2 separate regions of the Homo sapiens genome follow, and region 2 is linked to region 1. The links are chromatin contacts, found by Hi-C or POLR2A ChIA-PET in ENCODE. All regions are on one chromosome and are shown on one strand. The core of a region is the stretch at or near the end of the contact, and the rest is flanking DNA. Distances in the headings are between cores, read along the strand shown. Region 1 holds the start of XPO1 (exportin 1). Region 2 holds the start of PCBP1 (poly(rC) binding protein 1).

What was found. A loop is a pair of places that touch in the nucleus more often than their neighbours do. ChIA-PET counts read pairs that join two places held with the same protein, here RNA polymerase II (POLR2A). Pooled maps may share reads with other maps.
Region 2: a loop to region 1 is called in a pooled map, with 7 times the contacts of the local background. The contact joins the promoter of PCBP1 here to the promoter of XPO1 in region 1. A Hi-C loop is called at or near these places in 3 of 50 pooled maps. POLR2A ChIA-PET finds 5 or more read pairs at or near these places in 2 of 52 experiments (GM10248 and GM12878).

What each region holds. Positions count from the first base shown.
Region 1 is chr2:61,536,201-61,540,816 of GRCh38, forward strand. XPO1 (exportin 1) reads right to left here and starts at 2,156. Exons shown (of 25, transcript NM_003400.4): 1 at 1,362-2,156. RefSeq lists enhancers at 1-6, 727-786, 1,881-2,140, 2,709-3,498 and a silencer at 2,631-2,770.
Region 2 is chr2:70,085,460-70,089,848 of GRCh38, forward strand. PCBP1 (poly(rC) binding protein 1) reads left to right here and starts at 2,018. Exons shown (of 1, transcript NM_006196.4): 1 at 2,018-3,744. The coding sequence starts at 2,285. The coding sequence ends at 3,355. It overlaps PCBP1-AS1 (PCBP1 antisense RNA 1), which reads right to left and starts at 1,556. Exons shown (of 11, transcript NR_033872.1): 1 at 1,519-1,556; 2 at 88-165. It also overlaps a transcript of ASPRV1 not described here. RefSeq lists enhancers at 615-754, 895-984, 1,025-1,234, 2,440-3,084, 3,156-3,322 and silencers at 1,445-1,594, 2,045-2,104, 4,131-4,180, 4,271-4,360.

The sequences.
Region 1 (4,616 bases), core at 906-3,405:
CCTATTCCTGAACTGTACATAGTACAGAAATGGCGGCTTTGTGGTCAATGCCAAGCACATTTAGTCCCCCAAATCAAACCGCTTCCAAAACATTCTTTCCACTAACAGCAGTGTCCCACACTTAAGATATACAATCAGACAGCAAACAAGCCATAGTGCGAGAGGTGTAACCACGAACGCTCATTCCCATTGGGCTCTTCAATCCTAAAATCCACTCACTGGATAACATACACTAGGGATTATCCAGCTTAATGGATAATGTGACTCTACAAGTGACACCCAATGCCAATTCCTAAACAAAACCCAGAAAATCATAACCGTTGCTTAATAACTTCACACTAGGTGAAAAACAAGTCGCTACAAGGCGAAAGACTGCTCCTTAGGTTGTGTGGGCAATCGCCCGCTTCATTCAGGAAAAACACACCTCATTAGGGCCCGCCCTCCCCTCGCTTCCCACCCGAACCGATTTGCAGCCCTTCTAACTATAGCACACAGGAGCACGCACTCACCCCGCCCTTACTCGGAGGAGGCATTTAGACCAGGCGCCTTAAGTTCACCGCCCCTTTCTCTATGCAGCATGGCCTCGGCGTGATCAGAGGAGGTCCGGGCTGAGCCAGTACTGAATGCTTCCTCTACTACACCACTTCCTCCCACCCAACCCAAACTCACAGACATCGGAATGAAGGAGAATCAGGGCATCCTCCACTGTACAAGGCCAACAGTAAATGGTTTAACCAACTTATCACATTCAAACCCCTGAAAAGGAACTACAAGACGGAATCCCATGTGCAGGCCCCTGAAAAACTGATCTTTCCTACTTCACATGCCACTCTGCAAAACCGGAGAGCTTTCGAGTTTCCTTGCTGGAGGAACAGGGAGTCGGCAGCCCCTCCCTCCCCCATCCCAAGCTCTCCACCGAGGGGGCCACGTGATGCAGGCGGACGTTTCAATGCTGCTGCACTAAATATTTCTGGAAACTTCCACTCCTAATAATTTACAGAGATGTTCCTGAAATCACCCCAACTTCTCCCCAGCCCCAGGGGCTGGGGAACCCCTCCCACCCCGCGCGGGGCCCCGCTTCACTATCACACTCCTCGCCTTCCTCCACCGCCACCCGCACACGCGAATGACCCAGCAAGCGCTCCCCTCCCGAGGCCGCCTCCCCGCCTCCATCCCCCAGCGGCAAAAGCGGCTCCATTCAATCGCAGGCTCCGCTGTGGGCCCGCCGCGCCCCCGGCCCGCCCGCCGCCTCCCGGGCTCGCTTCCCGCGGCCGCCGCCGCCGCGCCCCACGCCGGCCTCCTCCCGCCCGCCCGGCCGCGCCGCCGCCCGACCCTCGGCCCCGAAGACACAGTCGACTTACCCAGAGATTGAACCAACTGCTCCTTCCTTCCTCGTTGGGGGATTAGGGCGAGGGAAGGTGGGGAGGGGGGAGAGGGGACGAATCAAGGTGGGTTTCAGTTTTCCCACCTCAAAAAAGGAAATTAAAAAAACGGACAGGAAAAGGGCAAAAAGAGCTCAATAATATTTACTATTTCAGGGACGCTTCCCCCAACACACACACACACACACACACACACACACACCCGCCCCCCCCCAAAAGGGGAATTAATCTGGGGAATAAATGCTCCCGCCCGGCTGGGGAGTGAGGGAAGGGGGAGGGAACGGGGTCAAGTCCCAAAGATTCAGCCCCAGGGGGACCCTCCAGCCACAGGCAGCAGCAGAAGCGGCAGGAGTAGGGGGTGTAGAGTCCACACGGCCGGGGAGACGCTCTGCTGCCAGTTGCAGTCCGACTCCCCCCTACCAAAACACGGCTCCCTCTCTCACGCGGCTCCGGCGCTGGCCCCCCCCCCCCCAAGGCTCGCCTAAACTTTCCCCCCTTCTCTTGTTCCTCAGCGACTGGTGGTTCCCCCCTCCCCCTCTGGGTGGTTGCACGGACTGCAGCAGCAAAGACTGGAACAGGCACCGCCGCCGGGGCTGTAGCTACTGTTGCTCTTGCTGATGCTGTAGCTCCCGCTGCTCCTGCCGCGGCCGCTGCAGCCGCTTCTCCCCCTCCTCCTAGTGCCTCAAACTCGGAACCGGTTGAAACCGGTTCAGACTGGGAGATTCCATCTCGGTTGAGTTTTCAGCCCATGGCGCCGCGGAGCGTTTGGAACCTGGGCCTCCGCCCCCAGCCCGCCCTCCTATTGGTCAGTTCCAGCTACAGCCGCGCCATGAGCCTATCTCTCATTGGCCCGAGCGCCAGTCAATCCCGCCTCACGGCTCCACACGAGCCCGCCGCTTCGGCCCCTACCTCTTTTCAGCAGCGATTTGCCCGCAGAGTGGGGGAGGGGAAGTGGGGAGGGTCGAAAGGCAAGAGGAGAGGGGTGGAGGAGGAGGAGGTGGGACGAAGAGCAGGGATGAGTAGAAAAGAGAGCGAAGGAAAGCCGCGTGGAGGATTCGTTCGAACGAGCTGTCAATCAAGAGCAGCCCGCCCTCGAGCTCTCGACTTCCCTTCCCCCTGCGGCCCTCTCCCTCCCGGTGCCTAGTTCGCAGGCCCGGCCTTTCTCGCCCGCTCATTGGCTGGGCCTCTTCGGTGACGGAGAGGGTGGGGCGCAGCTCGTGAGCTGGTGGCGGCGCGAGTTTGATCGGGGCGCGCGGCAGCGTTCTCTTTGCTTCCCCCGGACTCGGCCGGCCCGCCCCCACCGGCTCCCGCCAACCTGCGGGGGCCTGAGCCCGCGGGAATCAGGATCCGCCCTTCGGATGGGGGCTGCGTTCGGAAAAGGGAGGGCACACCCAGTTTTGAACTCTGGAAGGGGTGGAGAAAAGAGGGAAAAAGAACGCTTCCGAGGCCAATTTTAGGCCCCAGACCTCTCTAATCCATTTTAGAGGCCTGGTTTTGGGGCCAGGTAGCTGAGAGAGGGGTTGGGGTGAGGCGCAGGGCGTGCATTCTTGGCGCCTCGTGATCTTCTCAGGGTGTCGGAAAAGATATCGAAATACTTCTTGGGAAAGTCTCCTTAAAATTTCAACTCTGTCTCTCCAGGCTGGAATTTGGCTGCTTCAACAAGCAACCTTTCCTGAAAACCAAAACATTGTAATCCCAAGTGATTGGTTTGACAGCGCATGTTTTGGCTGGCTGAGCTTGCATGCCAACTGCGTCCCACCTGGTGCCCTTGATCTGCAACACTCAGATTTTCCTTTTACCCTAGCTGCACTTCACGTACTAAATCATCATCAAATAGTATTTTCTGTGAAAGTCACATGCACGTTGCCTTTCACGTGGTTGCCTCTCGTTTGTTCCCAAGCGTCCTCCAAATCAGCTTTACAGATTGTTCTTTGCTTAAGAGCAAATAGCCCACCAAAATTTACTAGGCCCTTTGTGCCACCAAGAGGTAGATAAATGATTTATTGAATTAATAACAATTTTCTTTAGCAAATGTTCATCCACGATGGACTATGGCTAACCTCAAAGCACCACTTATTCTAACTCCCCCTCCAATAAAGAAAAACGCAACAACTCAATGTTTAGATGTACCAGAATTATTTTGGATGATTTTCAGACCTAAGTTTTTATTCATTACATAAATGAATAATATCAAGCCATTTTATATACATATATAATACATATATAATGTACTATGTATGATATATGATGTGCAGTGGGCCCTCTGTATCCTGGGTTCCCCATCCTCAGTTTCAACCAGCCCTGGGTGGAAAACATTAAAAAACAACAACAACAATAAAAATAATACAAAATAAAACGCAATGCAGTATATTTACATAGCATTTACATTGTATAAGGCATTATAAGCAATGTAGAGATGATTTAAAGTTTACATCGTATAAGGTATTATAAGCAATCTAGAGATGAAAGTAACGGGAAGTTTACAAATACAGTATATGCAAATACAGTAAATCCTCACTTAACATGGTCATGGAGAGGATCTTGGAAACTGCGACTTTAAACACAAGGATAGGCCAGGCATGGTGGTTCATGCCTTTAATCCCAGCACTTTGGGAGGCCGAGGCAGGCAGATCACTTGAGGTCAGGAGTTCGAGACCAGCCTGGCCACATGGTGAAACCCCTCTCTACTGAAGATACAAAAATTAACCTGGCGTGGTGGTGGGCACTTGTAATCCCAGCTACTCGGGAGGCTAAGCGGGGAGAATGGCTGGAACCCGGGAGGCAGAGGCTGCAGTGAGCGGAGATCACGCTACTGCAGTCCAGCCTGGGCAACAGAACGGGACTCGTTCTCAAAACAAACAAACAACAATAAAAAAAACCTACAAGGACATATAACAAAATCAATTTTACCATAGGCCTGTAATCCCAGCATTTTGGGAGGCAAAGGTGGGAGGATCACTTGAGCCCAGAAGTTCAAGACCAGCCTGGGCAACATGGCAAAACCTGGTCTCTACCAAAAATACAATAATTAGCTGGGCATGGTGGCATGCGCCTGTAGTCCCAACTACTCGGGAGGCTGAGGTGAAAGGATCACTTGAGCCTGAGAGGTTGAGGCTGCATGAGCTGTGATGATGCCATCATGCAGACTGTACACTCCAGCCTGGGTGACAGAGTGAGACACTGTCTCAAAAAAAATTACCAATCTAACTCTGACAAAAGTGTGATTGTGTATGA
Region 2 (4,389 bases), core at 768-3,267, 8.5 Mb after region 1:
TTTAAATGACAAGCTCACCTAAACGTTTTAAATAGTATTTAAATTCCAAAACCCTGATTTACAGAAAAACCTGGAAAATGTGCTCACCAGTAAGGAAATCTGGAGGTCCATCCCCGACATTGTGTGACCTTGAATTAAGCACTTCATCTTTATGTTTGTCTTCCTCTGTTTAAAAGAGAGAGAGAGAGAGAGAGATAAGAACACCTACCTCAGAGGACCATGGTAAAAATTAAAGATAGAATACGGTGAACTGCCTTGCATCGGATGTGCTGGCACTGGCCAATGCACAATAAACGCCTGTCCCTTCTAGACTAAAAATGAACACTTAATTGTGGTAAACTATTAATAAGATTCACCGGCCAACTGTCCTATGAAAAAGTCAGAGGCACTGTAGTCTCTTCGTAGCTCTCGTTCTCTCCAGCACAACAGCCCATGCTAGGAAGTCTAGAAAAGCAGTAACTTATCTCATTCCTTAAATTAAACAGAGGTTTCTAAATGCTTTGGTACTGTGGGGACCCAAATTATCCCTTGATACTGCCCCCCTATTATCCACTATTAAGCTTTAAAAAGGCGAGAGATTAAATATTGTGCCCACATTTTACAGTCATTCGCGTTCCCGTTTCAAATTAAAGGGAGGAAAACGCGTTAAAATTAGGCCTCCGACCTTCAGACCAGCCTGTGGGCTTTTTTAAGTCATAAAACTCGCGGAGGTGGAAGGCCCCGGGGAGGAAGAGGGGTGCATTCTAGAGCTTTCGGGCCGACCCCAATTTCTCGTTGGCGACGAATGCTAACCACGTGTCGCCATTTTGTGTTCAGGAAACATGGCGGCCGCCCCAAGGGTAAGGAACAGGGGAGGCGGAGTAGCGCCACGTTAGCCGCTTTCCCTGAGAGATTGTGAAGCACGTTGCGCACGGGGCCCTTTCTGGTCTGGCTTAGCCCAAGGAGGAAGGGGAAAAGGCAGAAATCACAACTCATAGGCCAGCGTCTTGAGCGACACTTCCTCAGCGGGAAGAACCGGCAAAAAAGGCCTTCCAAGATGGCGGGCCCTGACGGGGCCGCCCCCCTTGAGCCTGGCGCAGTGGCTGCGCCCATGGGCCCGAAAAGCAGCCGCGGGAGCCCAGGCCGCGCGGGGAAAGCCGCAGAAACGTCCTGAAGCCCTGGCCGGCAGCCCCTGAACAAACGAGGCCTCCACAGGCGTACACTATTGTTTCTAATGTCGGAAAAGGGTGCCGCGGTGGAAACGACACAAGGGCAGGAGGTGGGGTTTCTGTGGCTTTAACCGAAAGAAACTTGCGAAACGCAAACAAAGCATTATGTAAATGGACGCCATTCTTTTTAGGACCACGTTTCTAGCACGCCCCACAAACAGCAGAGCCGCGATTCGGCAGGCGGCCGTGAGTGGGTTTCGGTCTTTCTGCCCACCGGCCGCCGCCGGGGAGCAGGAGCTGGGGTGGGGGATCCATGCAGGGCGCCCGGACGCCGGGGACGAAAGGGCCCCACGTGCCCGCCCGCGCGCACCCGCTCCGCAGGCCTCGCCTCGCCGCCCCTCCCCCCCGGAAGAGGGCTGCTGCCCCTCCCATCCCCCCACACCCTCGCGCACGCGCTCTGGTCACCTCACGCGCATGTTTTAAACCCGCGGCGTCCCGGCTTGTGCCTGCAGTTTCCGCCGGGGCTGCCCATGTCGTTCCGCGCACGAGCCCCTCATGTAGGGCAGGAAAATAATGTCTATCCCGCATACACAGCACTAGTATTTTCAGTCACCCGCCAGTGCCGTTAGAGTTAATAAAATACGTCATCATTTTAAAACTTTGCCGGACTCACAGCTTCCGCCCATCGTGCGCTTCATTTTCACTACTGCAGTGTCAGAAGGTTTTTTTTTTAAGGACCATGTAAGGGTTGGCGCAATCTTGTGACCTAAAAAAGACGGGTCCTCATTTTTTTTCAAGGGGTCCTGCGCAGCAAGCACTTCCGGGGTCAGAGGGTACGCGGGGTTGAAAGCGGGCTTCCCGCCCCGCCCAGACCGCCGAGGCTGCCGCCGGAGTCGCCACCGCCGCGCCCTCGCCCACCCGCCCGCCCGCCGCTCCCGGCCCCGCTCGCCCCCTCCGCCGCCGCCGCCCGCCCCTGCGACTACGCTGCGGCCTCCCGCCCGCTCCCGCTCGCTCCCGCGGCCCTCGCTCGCCTCGCGCCGGCAGTTTTGGGCCTACACCTCCCCTCCCCCCGCCAGCCGCCAAAGACTTGACCACGTAACGAGCCCAACTCCCCCGAACGCCGCCCGCCGCTCGCCATGGATGCCGGTGTGACTGAAAGTGGACTAAATGTGACTCTCACCATTCGGCTTCTTATGCACGGAAAGGAAGTAGGAAGCATCATTGGGAAGAAAGGGGAGTCGGTTAAGAGGATCCGCGAGGAGAGTGGCGCGCGGATCAACATCTCGGAGGGGAATTGTCCGGAGAGAATCATCACTCTGACCGGCCCCACCAATGCCATCTTTAAGGCTTTCGCTATGATCATCGACAAGCTGGAGGAAGATATCAACAGCTCCATGACCAACAGTACCGCGGCCAGCAGGCCCCCGGTCACCCTGAGGCTGGTGGTGCCGGCCACCCAGTGCGGCTCCCTGATTGGGAAAGGCGGGTGTAAGATCAAAGAGATCCGCGAGAGTACGGGGGCGCAGGTCCAGGTGGCGGGGGATATGCTGCCCAACTCCACCGAGCGGGCCATCACCATCGCTGGCGTGCCGCAGTCTGTCACCGAGTGTGTCAAGCAGATTTGCCTGGTCATGCTGGAGACGCTCTCCCAGTCTCCGCAAGGGAGAGTCATGACCATTCCGTACCAGCCCATGCCGGCCAGCTCCCCAGTCATCTGCGCGGGCGGCCAAGATCGGTGCAGCGACGCTGCGGGCTACCCCCATGCCACCCATGACCTGGAGGGACCACCTCTAGATGCCTACTCGATTCAAGGACAACACACCATTTCTCCGCTCGATCTGGCCAAGCTGAACCAGGTGGCAAGACAACAGTCTCACTTTGCCATGATGCACGGCGGGACCGGATTCGCCGGAATTGACTCCAGCTCTCCAGAGGTGAAAGGCTATTGGGCAAGTTTGGATGCATCTACTCAAACCACCCATGAACTCACCATTCCAAATAACTTAATTGGCTGCATAATCGGGCGCCAAGGCGCCAACATTAATGAGATCCGCCAGATGTCCGGGGCCCAGATCAAAATTGCCAACCCAGTGGAAGGCTCCTCTGGTAGGCAGGTTACTATCACTGGCTCTGCTGCCAGTATTAGTCTGGCCCAGTATCTAATCAATGCCAGGCTTTCCTCTGAGAAGGGCATGGGGTGCAGCTAGAACAGTGTAGGTTCCCTCAATAACCCCTTTCTGCTGTTCTCCCATGATCCAACTGTGTAATTTCTGGTCAGTGATTCCAGGTTTTAAATAATTTGTAAGTGTTCAGTTTCTACACAACTTTATCATCCGCTAAGAATTTAAAAATCACATTCTCTGTTCAGCTGTTAATGCTGGGATCCATATTTAGTTTTATAAGCTTTTCCCTGTTTTTAGTTTTGTTTTGGGTTTTTTGGCTCATGAATTTTATTTCTGTTTGTCGATAAGAAATGTAAGAGTGGAATGTTAATAAATTTCAGTTTAGTTCTGTAATGTCAAGAATTTAAGAATTAAAAAACGGATTGGTTAAAAAATGCTTCATATTTGAAAAAGCTGGGAATTGCTGTCTTAAACTCTTTGTTGGTGCCTTTTTTTTCCCTCCCCTTTTAGCCTGAGGTGTTTGGAGGGAGGAGGGAGAAGGGTGGGCCCGTCCTTGGTATTCTCTCAAGCTCTTCTCACCTTATCGGTAAGATTCCATTCCCTCTGTGCCCCAACAAAGGAACATGGCAGGCTGGGCCTGCTTTGGGATGTTTCCAGGGACAGAGAGGTTCAAGTTCCAGAGAGAGGCCTCTGCCCATTTCTCTGGTAGAAACAAGGTTTTCTCGAGGGGAAAAGGTGTGCCCACTCAGTAGGACCTCTAAATGGCAGAGCGTCCTCTCCATCTAACCAGTTCCCCCACCCCCACCTCACAGGATAAACTTAGGAACAAAAAAATATTCTGGGGTGGGAGGAGCCTGGGGAAGGGGTGTGGGGGCAGGGAAAGGAAAGGAAGGGAGGGCAGTGGGCCGGGGAGGATTGGGGGCTTGGAGGAGGGCAACAGCTGCCGGGTGGTGGTGGGACTAGAGGGGTCTTGGTTGGGCAGCAGGGGTGGGAAGGGGGGAGGGGACGGTACCAACGAGACGCACGTGTCAAGCATGCACCTGTGGCAAGCAGCCTGTCAGAGGATGTTATTACACCTGCCAAGTGGTGTATCCAGAAACAAAAGAGGCCCAGTTTCC